2 separate regions of the Homo sapiens genome follow, and region 1 is linked to region 2. Evidence: read pairs that join two places in POLR2A ChIA-PET (ENCODE). Cell type or tissue: PC-9. All regions are shown on one strand.

Evidence for each region. Peaks named below come from ENCODE experiments on the same cell type or tissue, not always from the same donor. Only the 100,000 strongest peaks of a DNase experiment are listed, where the experiment ranks them.
Region 1: POLR2A ChIA-PET joins it to region 2 with 13 read pairs; 2 of 35 experiments call an interaction of 5 or more read pairs at or near these places.

The regions. Positions count from the first base shown.
Region 1 is chr2:64,782,312-64,790,311 of GRCh38, reverse strand. It overlaps LOC105374776 (a long non-coding RNA gene), which reads right to left. Exons shown (of 3, transcript XR_002959393.2): 2 at 960-1,205. Among named protein-coding and RNA genes, the nearest start is that of LINC01800, 77 kb to the left of the region's middle. RefSeq lists an enhancer at 5,104-5,647. In PC-9, no CTCF peak of the experiment used is centred here; DNase peaks (open chromatin) are centred at 71, 4,331, 4,831 and 5,361; H3K4me3 peaks cover 1,697 bases; H3K27ac peaks cover 5,730 bases.
Region 2 is chr2:64,032,914-64,040,913 of GRCh38, reverse strand. No RefSeq gene overlaps it. Among named protein-coding and RNA genes, the nearest start is that of VPS54, 17 kb to the right of the region's middle. RefSeq lists a silencer at 4,415-4,494. In PC-9, a CTCF peak has its summit at 1,559; no DNase peak of the experiment used is centred here.

The sequences.
Region 1 (8,000 bases), 750 kb before region 2:
TCAGGCAAACATCAGTATCTGATGTCCGCCGTAAAGTTGCAGGAAGGAAAACAAACATAAGTGTAAGCTAGCAAAGAATGAAATGTATCTCTATTGAAAAAGCCCTATATAGTCACCAGCTGGTTTGACACTGCGAGCAGAAATTCTACTCAGCTTCAGGGTAAGCCAGGGAAGGTATTGGGGGTAGGGATTTGTACTTCCATGGTATGCTTCCTGTGAGGAGCCAGGCAAACCTTTCCCTATATAACTCAGGACATAGCCAGGAGGGGCCTAGTTAATTGCTGCAGGACAGGATGGACAAGAAAGAGTTAGGGCCTCAAGGCCAACTTTCTATCTGGAGTGGGGAGACTCCAGGGAGACAAAGCCAGCTGAAGGGACAGCGAAGCTAGAGCCTGACAATCTGAAGGGTGTGGTGGCAGGCAAACTCTGGTAGTGCCAGCAGTCTGCATAAGGCAGCTCCACACAGAGTAGTGGAAGTGTCCCAACAGACAGAGCGTGGGGCTCAATAATCCTGGAGGTGGTGATATTCAGGAATCCAGGAAGATATTTGTAGGTCAGCAGGATACCAGGACCCAGGCACAGGCTGTAGGGGGGATTTATGGGTAGGTGGAGACCTAGATTATCAGAACAAGACAGAAGCGCAGTGGTTTAGCTACAGCATAAACTAGCTGCTGTGACAAAAAGATCCGATATGACAGGGCTTAACTAATACAGGTGTTTTTTTTTTTTTTGAGAGTCTCATTCTGTCACCCAGGCTGGAGTGCAGTGGCACTATCTCGGCTCACTGCAACCTCTGCCTCCAGGGTTCAAGTGATTCTCCTGCCTCAGCCTCCTGCGTAGCTGGGATTACAGGCATGCTCTACCACGCTCGGCTAATTTTTGTATTTTTTAGTAGAGACGGGGTTTTGCCATGTTGGCCAGGCTAGTCTTGAACTCCTGACCTCAGTTGATCCGCCCACCTCGGCCTCCCAAAGTGCTGGGATTACAGGCATGAGCCACCGCGCCCAGCCAAATAATATAGAATGTTATTCCTCTCTCATGCAACACTACAAAACAGGAAGGACGTCCTCAGCTCCATGAAGTTCTCCAGGGACCCTGGAACTCCTCCCCTGCCTTACAGCTTCCATCCTTGTGTCTAAGATTGTTGCTCCGGTTGTCCTCTTCTTGGTCACAGCTGGCTACCAGCACCATATTGGAGTTCCAACCTGTAGGAAAGAGAATATGGAGGGCAAGAAACTTAATGCTATGGACTGAATGTCTTCCACCCAATGCCCATTCTTATGTTGAAATCTTAATCCCTAAGGTGATAGTATTAGGAAGCGTGGCCTTTGAGAGGTGATTAGGTCACAGGGTAGAACCGTCGTGCATGGGATTAATACCCTTATAAAAGAGGCCAGAGAGAAACCCTTTGCCCCTTCCACCATGTGAGGACAAATGAGACACAGAATCTGCTGGTGCCTTGATCTTGGACTTCCCAGCTTCTAGAACCACACACACACACAAATTCTGTTGTTAAGGCTACCATTCAACTTAGGAATCCTATTACTGAGGAAATATACTCCAAGGAAAATAAATTGTTCTACCAAAAGGGCACACGTACTTGTATGTTCATTGTAGCTACTATTCACACCGTATCTCTGTTGCAAAAGCCCTATATAGTCACTGGCTGGCTTGACACCGCAAGCAGAAACTCTGTGGTCACACTGCCTTCTCTTCTGTCTGTGTAATGCCCCTCCACTTTTATCTTATAAGGACATGTGTGATTGCATTTTTAGGGCCCATCTAAATATCCAGGATAATCTCCCCATCTTGAGATTCTTAACCACATCTACAGGCTACTATTCACAATAGCAAAGACATGAAACCAATCTAGGTACCCATCTATGGTGGACTGGATCAAAAACATGTGGTACATATACACCATGGAATACTACCCAGCCATAAAAAAAGAACAAAATCATGTCCTGTGCAGCAACATGGATGCAGCTGGAGGCCATTATCCTAAGCAAATTAACACAGGAACAGAAAACCAAATATCACATGTTCTCATTTATAAGAGGGAGCTAAACACTGGGTACATATTGAAATAAAGATGGGAATAATGGACAGTGCAAATTCCTGGAGGAGGGAGGGGCGTGGGCTAAAAAACTACCTATTGGGTTCTATGCTCACTACTTGGGTGACAGAATCTACCCCACATCTCAGCATCACGTGATATACCCATGTAACAAACCCGCACAGGTACCCCTCGAATCTAGAATAAAAGTTGAAAAAAAATTAAATTAAAAATGTGTGTTGTTTACAAGCCACCCAGTTTATGGTGCGGTGTGTTATCACAGCAGTCTCAACTCACAAAGACATGATTTTGAAACTCGGGAAGCCGAAGTTACATCACTTCTAGTCATTGGCCATGCCTAGTCACAGGGCTACTCTCAGTTATAAGGGAAGCTGGGAAATGTAGTCTCTACCTATATGGTCATGTGTCCAGCTAAAATCCAAGGATAAGGGTTGTATTAGTTTCCCATGGCTGCTATAATGAATTACTAAAAACTTGGTGACTTAAAAGAACAAAAAAATTTATCCTCTGACAGTTCTGGAGGTCTGGAGGCCAGAAGTCCAAAATCTGTGTCAGCCAAAACCCAAAGTGTTATGAGGGTTGTAGTCCTTAACAGAAGCTCCAGGGGAGAATCCCTTCCTTGTCTCTTTCAAATTCTGGGTGCTGCTGGCATTCTTTAGTTTGTGGCCACATCACTCCAGTCCTTGCCTCTGTGGTCACACTGCCTTCTCCTCTTCTGTCTGTGTAATGACCCTCCACTTTAGTCTTATAAGGACATGTGTGAATGCATTTTTAGGGCCCATCTAAATATCCAGGATAATCTCCCCATCTTGAGATTTTTAACCACATCTGCAAAAATCTTTTCTCCAAATGAGATAACATGACAGGTTCCAGGGATTTGGACGTGATATTCTGGGGGGTTGTTATTTAGCCTACTGTGGGTACTCAATTACCAAGAGGAAGAAGGAGAGAATGGCCACTGCAGTACCCAGCAATCAACATCGGGAAACTCCCGTCGTTGCAGTGAGCCTCACCCAAAGCTGAGTACCAAAGACAGTCTCCTGCTCTTCAGGTTCTCCCAGTTGGGTTCTAGATTGGTATGGAGCCTGGGGGCAGGGATATGTCCTGGCTGGCACACACGACCCTGCCATGGAATGGAGGGCCCCTATGCAGAGGAAGCAAGCAGCCAGGTAGTCGGTGCCTGGTAAACTGCATCATCCACAGTGAGAAAGCTCCATGAGTGTTACCTGAGGACACATGAGGTTCTCAGACCAATAAGTACATACTGAGGCCTTGGCAAGTTTCTGTGAGCAGGTCACAGTCCCTTGAGACAGAAAGGGTGCCTTTCACCCCCACATCTTTTACCATCCTCACCCTCATTCCCCCAAAACACCAGTCTAGATGCTTGTTAGTGGAACAAAGAAATCCCCTTTCACTCACTTCCCCAATTCCACTCCCCAGAATTAACCACTGTGAAGTTTGATCCTTCCTGATTATCCTCTTTATAAATACACACAGACAGAGGAAAATATAGAGGTGCCTGTTTGCATAAATGGAGTTATGCCATACATGTATATTTTATTTGTTCACTTAATAATATATCATAGATGTTGTTGCTTGTCAATGATAATACCAAATTTCATGCTCAGTTGTGCCAGGCAATATACCAAGCTCTGTAATTTTTTTTATTTCATGTCACCTCTCAACCATCTCATTAGGCAGGTGCTATTATAGTCACCTCTTAAAGTTGACAAAACAGTCACAGAGAGCTTAAGTGACTTGCCCAAGGTCAATCAGTTGATAAGTTGCAGAGCTAGGATTTGAACCCAGATTGGTCCTTCCAATCCAGGTAGGACTTCAATTTTTGCTAGCTCCTTTTGCTGTTGATTATGTTTCTGCCACAGACATTCCTTTTTTTTTTTTTTTTTTTTTTTTTGAGACGGAGTCTTGTTCTGTCACCCAGGCTGGAGTGCAGTGGCGCGATCTCGGCTCACTGCAAGCTCCGCCTCCCAGGTTCATGCTATTTTCCTGCCTCAGCCTCCTGAGTAGAGTAGCTGGGACTACAGGCGCCCGCCACCGCGCCCGGCTAATTTTTTTGTATTTTTAGTAGAGACAGGGTTTCACTGTGTTAGCCAGGATGGACGCAATCTCCTGACCTGGTGATCTGCCCGCCTCAGCCTCCCAAAGTGCTGGGATTACAGGCATGAGCCACCGCGCCCAGCCTCTGCCATAGACATTCTTGTAAGCCCTTGTCATACAGCCCCTCCACTGGGGACTGCATCAGCTACTGCACCAGGTAAGCTCAACGTTTGCATCACCACCTCTTAGACTTCCCCAGAAGCTGCTGTGGTCTCCCTGGCTACTGGACTGCTGACTGTCCTGTAGAACACTTGGCCCCAGCTGCCCTGGCTGGCTTGTGCTGGGAAGGATCCTTCAATTCCATTCCAGAGGTTGTACCTGCCCTAGTCCCAACTCCTTTCCTAATCTTCTCTCAGCCTCCACACTTGTGCTCCGAAGCCCTAAAGGGTTTGACCAAACATCTGTAGCCCCTGCTCAGATAACTTGACCGTGCCTGGCATTTCTGCTTGAAAAGCTAGTCATGAACGGTGGCTTTAGACCCTCCCCTGGGGCTCTGAGTGGGCACTGCTCCCCTCTGCTGCTGTAGCAAATAGAAGGTTTTTGTGATGGTCAGGGGCATGTGTCAACCTTTTGTCTTGGGTCTCCCCTTTGGCCTAGAGCAGGTAGCAAGGGCCTAGTGAGAACTCTGCTCCTTTTCTGGGGCTGTAACCATGGAAACAGATGCCATCAAGGGGATGCAACCTCCTTTCTGCCTGCCCTCACTCCGCAGGTGCTCACCTTCTAGGTGGTGCTCTCCCTCCTATTTGCCCCCTTGCCTCCATCCCTCCCTCCCATCAAAAACTTCTCTTGTGCACATGCAGGTCAAGTGGCTATAATGTGAGACCCTGAGCCCATAGTCTCGAGTCGCCCTCAGGAAGAACAAGGACTTGGATATGAGGGTGGATGACCCCCTCATCAATGTCAGACATAGATGCTGGCAGTTGCTCCTGTGGTAGACAGGAGTTCTCTTCAGATAATTTGGAGCTGGGGGTCTGACCCTGGACCTTCAGAGGCTAAAGGCTGTCCTTGGGGCAGGACCAAATGAATGCTCTGAGGTGCCAGGATAAAGGCCTCAGCTGCCCATCTCTCCTTGGTGCAGCTGCTCCTGGTGAGCCCTGCTCGTGCGCCACGCCCTCCCCAAAGCTGGTCTCCCTGGTCAGTCCAGTTGCAGTCTTCGCCCTCTGGCCTAGTTGCAACAGGAGTTTCCGCAGGCCCCAGCAGGCCGAGGGAGGAAAGTGCAAAGAAAAACAAAGGGGTTTCCACACACTGGCCACAAACACACAGCACAGTCTCAGGAGGCAGCCCAGGCAGAGGTTCAGGTGGTTCTCTGTGAGCCTGTGAACTCTTAGACCTGCTTGCCCTGCCAGCCTTGACCCTGCTGCTCCAGCTGCACAGTGCCCCATGTCCCTTTGCTCTGCCCACGCTGTAGCCTCCCTCTCTTGGTGGTGATGCCATGAGCGGCAGGCGGCAGGGTGAGTGCCTCCAGGCCCTTGGTTTCGGGAGAGTGGGGGCACCTACCCCACTGGCCTCCCTGCTTCAACTGCTCACCCCTCAGGGCCTCTCAGAGCAGGGAAAGGCCACTCCACCTGGCCGCAGGCCCTGCCTGGACCTCTGCTCCTCCCACAGGCCAGCAGATCCCCTGTAGCTCCCTATACCCCGGCAGCCTGTGTGTGCTGGGCTTAAATACTCGTTTCCACACCTAAGTAACCCAAAGTCTGGGGCAGGATTGCCAAGAGTTGCTGGGGCTGATGTTTTCTGAGTTCTGTCCACCTCTGGGTCCTGTGGCTCCTGCCTCTTTCCACACACTTGGGAAAAGCTCAGACCTTCACCTACTAACAGGCCTCTCCCCCAAGCATTTCGTGAGTGTAGTCAACTTTTCTGAAAGTGGAAGTTCCACTGGGAAGGGCCCATGTTGAAGCCTACTGCCTTTTGTCATCTGACTAGTTCTCCTCATTTGCCTTCCTTTCCCCCTTCCCCTAAGACCAGAACGAATCTCTCTACTTGTAGGTAAGCCATTTAGTGTCCACTTTTGGTAGCAGAAACAAGCTGTTGGGGTCACCCTCCATCCCAGTGGTTTATCAAAGTATCCCTCCCAAACACACACCAAGCTCTCCCTAAGCATTGTGGTGAATAACAATGTCTGCATTACATTTCCCCTCCCAGCCCTGGACTTAGAGATGGGGGAAGCAAGGAAGATCCTGCTCCCTCTGCCCAGGACTGTAGGCTTCCCGTGACAGTCCCCCTGAGCAGTGGTTCTCCAAGTAGGACCCTGGGACCAGCAGCTTGGCATCACCGGGGAACTTGTGAGAGGTGCAGATTCTCAGACTCCACACCAGACCCACTGAATCTGGATCTCTGTGGTGGGACCCCACAATATGTTTGAACAAGCCCTCCAGGTGGGTCTCATGCACACTCCAATTTGAGAAACATTATCTTAGGACTCCTGATCCTCTTGCTCTCCTAGGAGGAAACAGGTCCACTTCCCTCCCATCACAATGAGACTGAGGTTTCTCCCATGTAGTTGTGTTTTGTCACTTTCGATTAGGTGCTGTGGTCCACCTTGCTAGCCCATGCCCTCTGTCTTGGGCCATAAATCAAACTTTTTCATCATCTCTCATGAGAAGCTGGTTATCCACCAAAGCTCAGTAGGAAAGAAGCTTAGAATATTGGCCCTCCCAGGGAGTACTGTTGTGTTAAGAGGACAAGAAAACTAAACGTGTAACCTCACGCTTTGGGTAGAGGAAGGACTTAGGGGAGGCAACATGATTTCCTCACACTTTGGAAGCCACCTCATTGGGAGGATTCCCTTATTACTAGGAAGGGGGACAGGATCCATGATGCTTCATGCTGAAGTCAGACTTCCATTAACCATAACCTTCTGGAACACAGGGCTGGAGTGGGAAGCAGAGGCCGATCACATAGGGCCTTAAAAGCCATTTCTAGAAGCTGGACTTGGGGAGAGCCATGGTAGGCTTTCAGGCATAGAAAAGATATGCTCAGATTTGAATGTGGGAGATGGCTCTTCCTTGCAAAGAATGGATTGGAAAGGGGTTGGGTGAGGTCAGAGACAGTGAATGCTTGGAAACCAATTTGAGGAACAGGTGAGAGGAATTCAACAGTAGCTAGATTTAGGGCATTGGCAGTGGTAATGGGGAGAAGGAAACAGACTCTAGAGATGTTTAATGTGGTGGGAGAAGGAGAAAGAACACCCATATATGACACTTATGATGTGCTAGGCACAATCACAAGCACTGGACATTGAAAACTTACAATGACAACCTTGTGAGGTCTGTACTATTTTTTAAAATTATTATTTTAAAGACAATAAAGACAAGGTCTTGCTACGTTGGCCAGGCTGGTCTCGAACTCCTGGGTTCAAGCGATCCTCCCACCTCAGCTTCCCAAAGTGCTGGGGATTACAGGCATGAGCCACTGCACCAGGCCCAGTCTGAACTATTATAATCCTCATTCTACAGATGAGGAAACTGAGATGCAGAGGAGCTAAATAACATGCCCAAATAATTTCTGATTGAGTGAAGGTAAGAGAGAGAGGGAAGACAGTCAAGAAGGGCGCTTTGGTTTCCTACATCAGTACTGGGTGGATACAGTACTATTTCTTGAGATCGGGAATTGGGGAGGAGAAACAGGATTTTCAGATAGGGAGATAATGAGTTCTCCCTTGGACTTGCTGGGTTCTGGAGGTAGAAATATCCAGTCATAAATCCTTACTGTTCTCTTTTAAAGAAGCCAGCATAATGCAATTTAAACATTTTTATCAGAGATTGTTATGATGAAAAAATATTCAGTTGTTCTGAGGTGGGTGAGC
Region 2 (8,000 bases):
AACTTTTGGAAGACAATTTTACAGTAGATAGCAAAAACTTTTTAAAAATGTTAGGTCTTTTGATCCAGCAATTCCAACTCTATCTGAAAAGTATATGCAGATATGTTTAAAATAATTTTTTAATCAAAGTAATATATGCACATCGTTGGGTTTTTTTGTTCTGTTTTGTTGTTGTTTTTAGAGAAAAGGTCTGGCTATGTTGCCCAGGCTAGCTTCAAACTCCTGGGCTCAAGAAATCCTCCCAACTAGCCCCAGCCTCTCCAGCAGCTGGGAAAACAGGCATGCACCATCATGTCCTGCTTGCACATGGTATTTTTAAAATTAATTATTCTGGAAGATTTAGATGGGAAAGCAGTGTACCTCTGCTCCATTTCTTACCCATACTGCTCTCCAATCTGCCACTTTCAAGAACGTTTCAGCCATTTCATCTACTACTTACGTCTTTGTGTTTAAATAATTTGCTCATTCAGGCTTTTTCTTGATTTATCAACTTAAGACATTGTCTATAGACATCCTGTTAAAGTAGTTGAGGATTTCGCTCTCTTATTCAATCTCCACTTCCTTTCCCCACTTCCTCTCACTATAGCTTTATCATAATCTTTAAATGTCATAAGGCAGGACTTTTTGGTAAAAACAAAAACTTTTTTTCTTAGGGCAAAAGTGTTTTGATTAATTTGGTAATAAGTATTCACATAATTATGACTATGTAAAGATTTCTAAATATCAAAGGGCTAGCAATATTTTTTTCCAAATCTCCAAACATAAAAACATCCAACAACCTAGCAGTTCCATTTTTTCTCAAGACCTTCCTCTCATATCCCTCTAACTCCTCATCTAATCAGGACGACTGCTCCATAGACTTGGGGCATGGTTGTCATTCTAGGACTTCCCCTCACTATCCTCTGTGTTAGCTCTCTCATTTCCTGGACTACTTTTTCTTTCTCAGTTTACTCTCCAGTATTCCTGAAATAGACATTTCCTAAGAAAAGGTACATATAGGTAAAATTTTGAGTCCTTGAATCTCTGAAAATGTCTTTTTTTGAGACAGGGTCTTACTCTGTTGCCCAGACTGGAGTGCAGAGGCACGATTATGGCTCATTGCAGCACCCATCTCCCAGGCTCAGGTGATCCTCCCACCTCAGTCTCCAGTGTAGCTGGGGCTTCAGGTGCACGGCCCACCATGCCTAGCTAATTTTTTTTTTTTTGTATTTGTAAAGACACGGTTTTGCCATGTTGCCCAGGCTGGTCTCGAACTGCTGAGCTCAAGCCATTCACCAGCCTTAGCCTCCCAAAGTCCTGGGATTACAGGCATGAGCCACCACACCCGGCCAAAATGTCTTTATTCTATCCTCATACTTTATTGGTGGTTTGGTTGGATCTAAAATTCTTAGCTAAACCTAATTTCTCTTCAGAATATTGAAGATAATAGTCCTTTGCTTTCTAGAATTCAGTGACAATATTGAGAAGCATGAGGTTATTGTTTCTCCTTTCTTTTGATCTGATCCTTTTTCCTCTCTTTGGAAGCTTTGATGGTGTTTATTCCCAGTGCTGTAGTTTTTTTCTTCTTCATTTTTGTTCGATACTCTCTGGACCTCCTACTGGCTAAACAATAGAATTTCTGATTGATTCTTTAAGTCTCTTACCTTTTTTCTCCAGTGTTCCATCTCTTTGTTTCCTTGTTTGACTTTCTGGGAGATGTCATCAATGTTCTCATGCTTTTCTTTTCTGCTTTTAAATTCAGTGATTGTATTGTAAATTCCCAAATGCTTTTTAAAAATAATTTTCTTCAGTACCCTGCATCATCTTGGTTTCCTCTGAGTTCCTTTCTGGTTCGTTTGTTACCTTTGATACTGTGAGCTTTTCCCAATTACCTGGTGATTCTTGGGTTTTTGTTCTTTTTGTATGTGCATTTACATGACAGAAATAAACTAAAAAGATATATTGGAAGGCCTTGCTGGAGTGAGGAGGACAGGTCAAATGGTGGGTTTCACTTATGGTGATCGGTTGGTACACCAGCCTTTTTATTGGCCGACTACCAAATGTCAGTATGAGAGAGTAAAGCAACTTAGTTTCTCCACAGAAGAAACTAAATTCTCCCATCTTAAGTTGCATTTTGTGAGCAAGGTGTAGAAATGAGTCTGACCGTCCACCGTTCAGCCAGAACATTTAGGCTGATGCAGCCAAGGTAATTCAGATTAGATGTCTGTAACATGTACATCTGCATTAAAAAATAGTCTGAAAGTACGTATACCAAAATGTTAAACTAGTTATCTCTTAGTTGTGGATTCATGGGTTATTTAAATTCTCTTTTTTTCTTATCTAAATTTTCTAATTTTTCTACAAAATTAACTATTTGATTTTTTAAAGTATTTAAATAAAATCAAACCATAAAAAACACCCAATTTCTTAAATGGACAAAAGATTTCAACAGATATTTCATCAAAGAAGAGATACAGATAGCAAAATAAGTACATGAAAAGATGCACAACACCTTTTGTAATTAGAGAAAAACAAATTAAAACCACAACGAGATACTACTATATACTCATTAGAATGGCTTTTTTGAAACAACGCATATACTACCAAGTGCTGGTAATGGTGTAGAGCAATTTTCATACGTTGTTGATGGGAATGCAAAATGGTACAGCCACTTTGGAAAGCAGTTGGCAGTTTTCATGAGGTTATACACATACCACATGGCCAATAATCCTACTCCTAGATATTTACCAAAGAAAAATGAAAGCATATGTTCATACAAAAAACTGTACGTGAATATTTACAGTAGATTTATTCATAATAGCCAGAACCTGGAAACAACCCAAATATCCTTCAACTGTATGATATTCCTTTGATATTCCATAGTATGAATATCTCCATACTATGGAATACTACTCAACAATGAAAATAAATGAACTATTGATACATATTACAACAATATGAATAAATCTCAAATGCATTATGTTAAGTGAAAGAAGCCAGACTCAAAAGGCTGTATTCTTTCTAGTTCCATTTATATGACATTCGGGAAAAGCAAAACTATAGGGACATAGGACAGATAGGTGGTTGCCAGGGGTCAGGGACAAAGGGACAAGCTAACAAAAGGACAGTATGAGAGAATTTTTTGAGTGATGGCACTTTCTGTTTCTTGATTATATGACTCTATGCATTTGTAAAAACACATGGTGTCATGTGCTAAAATGAGTGACTTTTACTGTATAGAAATTTTTGGGGCCAGGCGAGGTGGCTCACACCTGTAATCCCAGCACTTTGGGAGGCCGAGGTGGGTGGATCATCTGAGGTCAGGTGTTCAAGACCAGCCTGGCCAACATGGCGAAACCCCGTCTCTACTAAAAAATCCAAAAATTAGCTGGGCATGGTGGCAGGCGCCTGTAATCACAGTTACTTGGGATGCTGAGGCAGGGAGAATTTCTTGAACCTGGGTGGCAGAAGCTGCAGTGAGACGAGATCACACCACTGCACTCCAGCCTGGGTGACAGAGCGAGGCTCCATCTAAAAAAAAAAAAAAAAAAATAAGAAATTTTAAAAAATACAAATATAAAAAACACTGCGTATTAAAATTACAACTTACAAAACTCTTAAATTAGAAGCTAAATATTTCAGAAGGATCCTATGTATGGTTCCTCTAAATAGCAAGACCCCTCTGGCATTAAAATATAATGAAATTTGGCTGGGCGCGGTGGCTCACGCCTGTAATCTCAGCACTTTGGGAGGCCGAGTCAGGTGGATCATGAGGTCAGGAGTACGAGGCCAGCCTGGCCAACATAGTGAAACCCCGTCTCTACTAAAAATACAAAAATTAGCTGGGTGTGGTGGCATGCACCTGCAGTCCCAGCTACTCAGGAGGCTGAGGCAGGAGAATCACTTGAACCTGGGAGGCGGAGGTTATGGTGAGCCGAGATCACGCCACTGCACTCCAGGCTGGGCAACAGAGCGAGACTTCATCTCAAAACAAACAAACAAACAAACAAAAATATATATATATATATATGAAATTTATAAAATGTATAAAATTAACTCACACATAAAGATTCTGGCACATATCTATTGTACACTGTCTGAACACTGGCAATGCTGAGTCCATGAAGTCATAAGAACTACATCTTTATCCTTGGAAAAGATGAGACATTGGTCAAAGAGAGCCTGATGTGACAAAGTGAAATTAATACAACTCCATTCCTACTATTCCATTAATTAAACACATATTTATAATTATTTATAAATATTTGTTCGTTGCTTATTATATAAAAGCTTATGACAATGCAGAGAATACAGAGATAAATAATGAATCGTATGCAAAGATCTAGTAAGGGAAACTAACCACATAATAAGTCACATAGCCACATTACTAGGCAGGAAATGACTAGTGCTGCATGAGAGGTATGGAGGAGGGATTCAGAGTAGAAGATTACTCTTTCTTAGTAGTGAGGTCAGAGATTGCTGTTTGCACTACACTGCATTTTTAAAAGGGTATTTGAAGAAGAGGTCAAATTTGAATATGCAGAATTGGGCATGTGGGAGCTGGGAAGGAGCCCAGGGAAGGCAATTCAAGCAAAAAAGAAAACAAAACAAAATGAAACTCATATAATTTTTCTTACAAATAATGGGGAAGTAGCTGTAAACACACTAGCTATTATCCTTATCATCATCATCATTATGTGGACACTATGTGACACACGGACCACTTTGCCCACCATGTTAATTTGCTCCCAACCTTACTTATTGTACTAGCCATTGTGTTCTTCCAGCAGAATCTTCAGTGTTAGCCCAAAAGTTCTTGGGGTCTAACCACCTGAAACATGATTTTGTTGACTCTATCGCTAAACGTTAAAATGTGTGATTATTCAGTAAAAAATATATACCTTCTGTCACTTTTTTTCCCCATGATTCCTTTGCCATTGTGAATAATATCCTCTTAAAATGCCACATAAAATCATACATCTCTGGTATTCTCATTAAAACTAAAATGTATTTTAAATTCTCTTGTTCCTGTATTCAACCAGATAAAAAGGAGGAACAGATCAATTTTCACGTGCCCTCTGTAATTGCAATTTTCAGTACTTCAACCATGTCCCTTTATACTCTTTTCTATTTTGCAGGCTAAATAATCACTTTGAGTCAGTTGCCGCAGTGAAACTTGAAACCTGATCATTGAAGAAGCCTGCAAGTTAGCAGAAAACAAGTCATACCAGGATCTGCTGCTCCAGCTGCATATTGAAGATTCAAGTCTGTTTAAAAATACCCTTATATTTCCAGTTAGTTTCATTGCTATAATATAATTCAAGCCTTAAATAACTTTCCAAAGTTGTTTTCTTGAAGAATATTATATAGTCATACCTACCCACAACTTCTAGGTGGCTCACCATAATCTTATAAGATTATAGTGATGTGATATATAACTATATAGTGATATGATATATGATATAGTGATGATGTATAACTATAATCTTATAAGACTATAGTGATATGATATACAACACTGCTTAAGCATAATTTGTGGGAAATGACATGTGCTGGTTACATGAATTTTCTGGTTAAGCCCTTTTATCTTTCAATCTTGTCACATGATTCAGGATTTTGAGTTGCTTCGTTTCTGAAAATGATGCTGTTATTGAGAGCAGAACCTATGCGGCTAGATGCTGTTTTGATATTATTTTGCTGCTGTTTCATTTGTTGTTGTCATTTGTCTCTATTAAGGGCAGATCCTTTCCCCTTCTCTCTTCTCTCTGTCTCTTCTCTCTCTCTCTCCCTTTTTCTGTCTGCTTTATGTATGTGTGTGTGTGTGTGTGTGTGTGTGTGTGTGTGTATAATTGAGGTGCCAATTAATGCAAGTTAATCGGGTTCTGATTAACTTGGGGTTTTACTGTTAGCAGGCCAAATTACCTCACCCCTAGAAACACCTGGAATATATTCCCTTCTTTTTCTTGTCCCAGTCACTATTCCTTCTTAATGAAAACGAAACAAAACTTATTCACAAAGCCATGTCTCCCAACTACTTGTGAAAACCCATTGTTAACAGCTATCAAAAGCCCATTTATACTTAAATTTGCCAAGCTGATATTTGGTAGTTCTGAATATATAAAACTCCTTTGGTTATCAAGAGAGAATACAGCCTATATTAGTTTGTTCTCATGCTGCTATGAAGAAATGCCGGAGACTGGGTAATTTATAAAGGAAAGAGGTTTAAGTGACTCACAGTTCCACAGGGCTGGGGAGGCCTCAGAAAACTTACAATCATGGTGAAGGGGGAAGCAAACACGTCCTTCTTCACATGGCAGCAGGAAAGAGAAGAATGAGAGCCAAGTGAAGGGGGAAGCCTCTTATAAAATCATCAGATCTCATGAGAACTTACTATCATCAGAATAGCATGGGGGAAAATGTCCCCACGATTCAATTACCTCCTACTGGGTCCCTCCCACAACATGTGGGGATTATGGGAACTACAATTCAAGATGAGACTTGGGTGGGGACACAGCCAAACCATATCACAGCCTATAAGGTATGAAGAAATAGGGCAGATCTAACAATGATTTGCACAGTCCTAAGCCCTAGACAGTGGGGGAAATGGTTGGCATACCAAAAAGTCACCACTACCACCATTAATTTATTCAGCAAATTTGTAAAAAGTCTACTATGTGCAAATCACTATACTAAGGGCCATAAAGAGGACAAGGCATGATCTAGTAGTTTAATATGGAGACTAATAGTTTGAGCAGAGCTAGTATGTCACACATGCCATGTTCATGGTTCAGGAAATAATATGACAATTCAAAGGAGGATGATGTCACTTCTGGGTATGTGATAAAGGAAAATTTTGTAAAAGAGATGATGTCTGAGCTGATCCTTGAAGAAGGTGTAAGAGTTTAGTAAGCAGAGTTGACAGAGTCCAGTGAAAACAAAGAGGCAGGAAAGCCCAAGTCTGTTCAGGGGCTGTGAGGAAAGATGCGTGAAGGAGAAAAATGACAAAAAGGGTTAGAAAGGCAGGTAGGATTCAATCAGGGAAAACTACTCCCAGCTACATTTTGAACCTTATTCCAAATAAATGAACAGTTTTGACCAAAGCCCTGGTCAAGGGCTCAGACTTTTTATCAGATAGATTTGAGCTCCAATCCTGATTCTACTTACTATTTATGACCTTAAGCAAGTCACCTACCTTACCTCTCTAAGCCTCAGGTTGATCACCTCTATCTCACAGGGCTGCTATCAGGTTTAAGTATAACTGGGATATGAAACACTCACTCATTCTGAAAATATTTACTGACCCTTCACTGTATATGTCCCAGACACTGAGCTTTGTAGTGCTAATACAGAGATAAAGGTAGAAACCCTTCCTTCAAGGAACACATGAGCCAATGCGTAAGGCAGATAAGTAAACAGAAAACTACAATATAGTATGAGTGAGCACAGGGGCAGAGGTGTTCAATAACTCAGATCAGGGGTGGGGGTGGTAAAGAAAACTGACCAGAGGAGGTACTCCCTGAGGCATCTCAAAGGATCCTTTGAAGAGGGATAGAAATAGAACTTACTTTCTAAGGTCTGATTATTTTTATTAGCCTTTATGTTAACATGCAGTTTCTAGCAGAAACAAACATTTAAAACTCTAAATAAATTTTTGTTGTTATTGTTATTCACTTTCATCTGTCTGGTTAATTGTTTTTGTCTTATTTCGAAGTCAGAAAAATAGAGATGGAGTAGGAGAGAGTACCTTATTTCTCAGGTGACCAAAGAGAAGAAGAAAAGAGTCCATTTGCAATCATGATAGCAGTGGAAGAGCCAAATCCCTGGGACATGTGATAAAATGAAGGAATTAAAGGGAAGTTAGCTTAACACGAAGTAGGAAATCCAGGTTCTCATTTGCAGGAGATCTGTTACAGACATTTGTTGGGTTTACAACCCATATTTATTTCCTCTTTTGAAACAGGGCCACAGTTTTGTTTTGTTTGAATCTTTACCTATTTTTATTATACGTGTTCTGGTGAAGC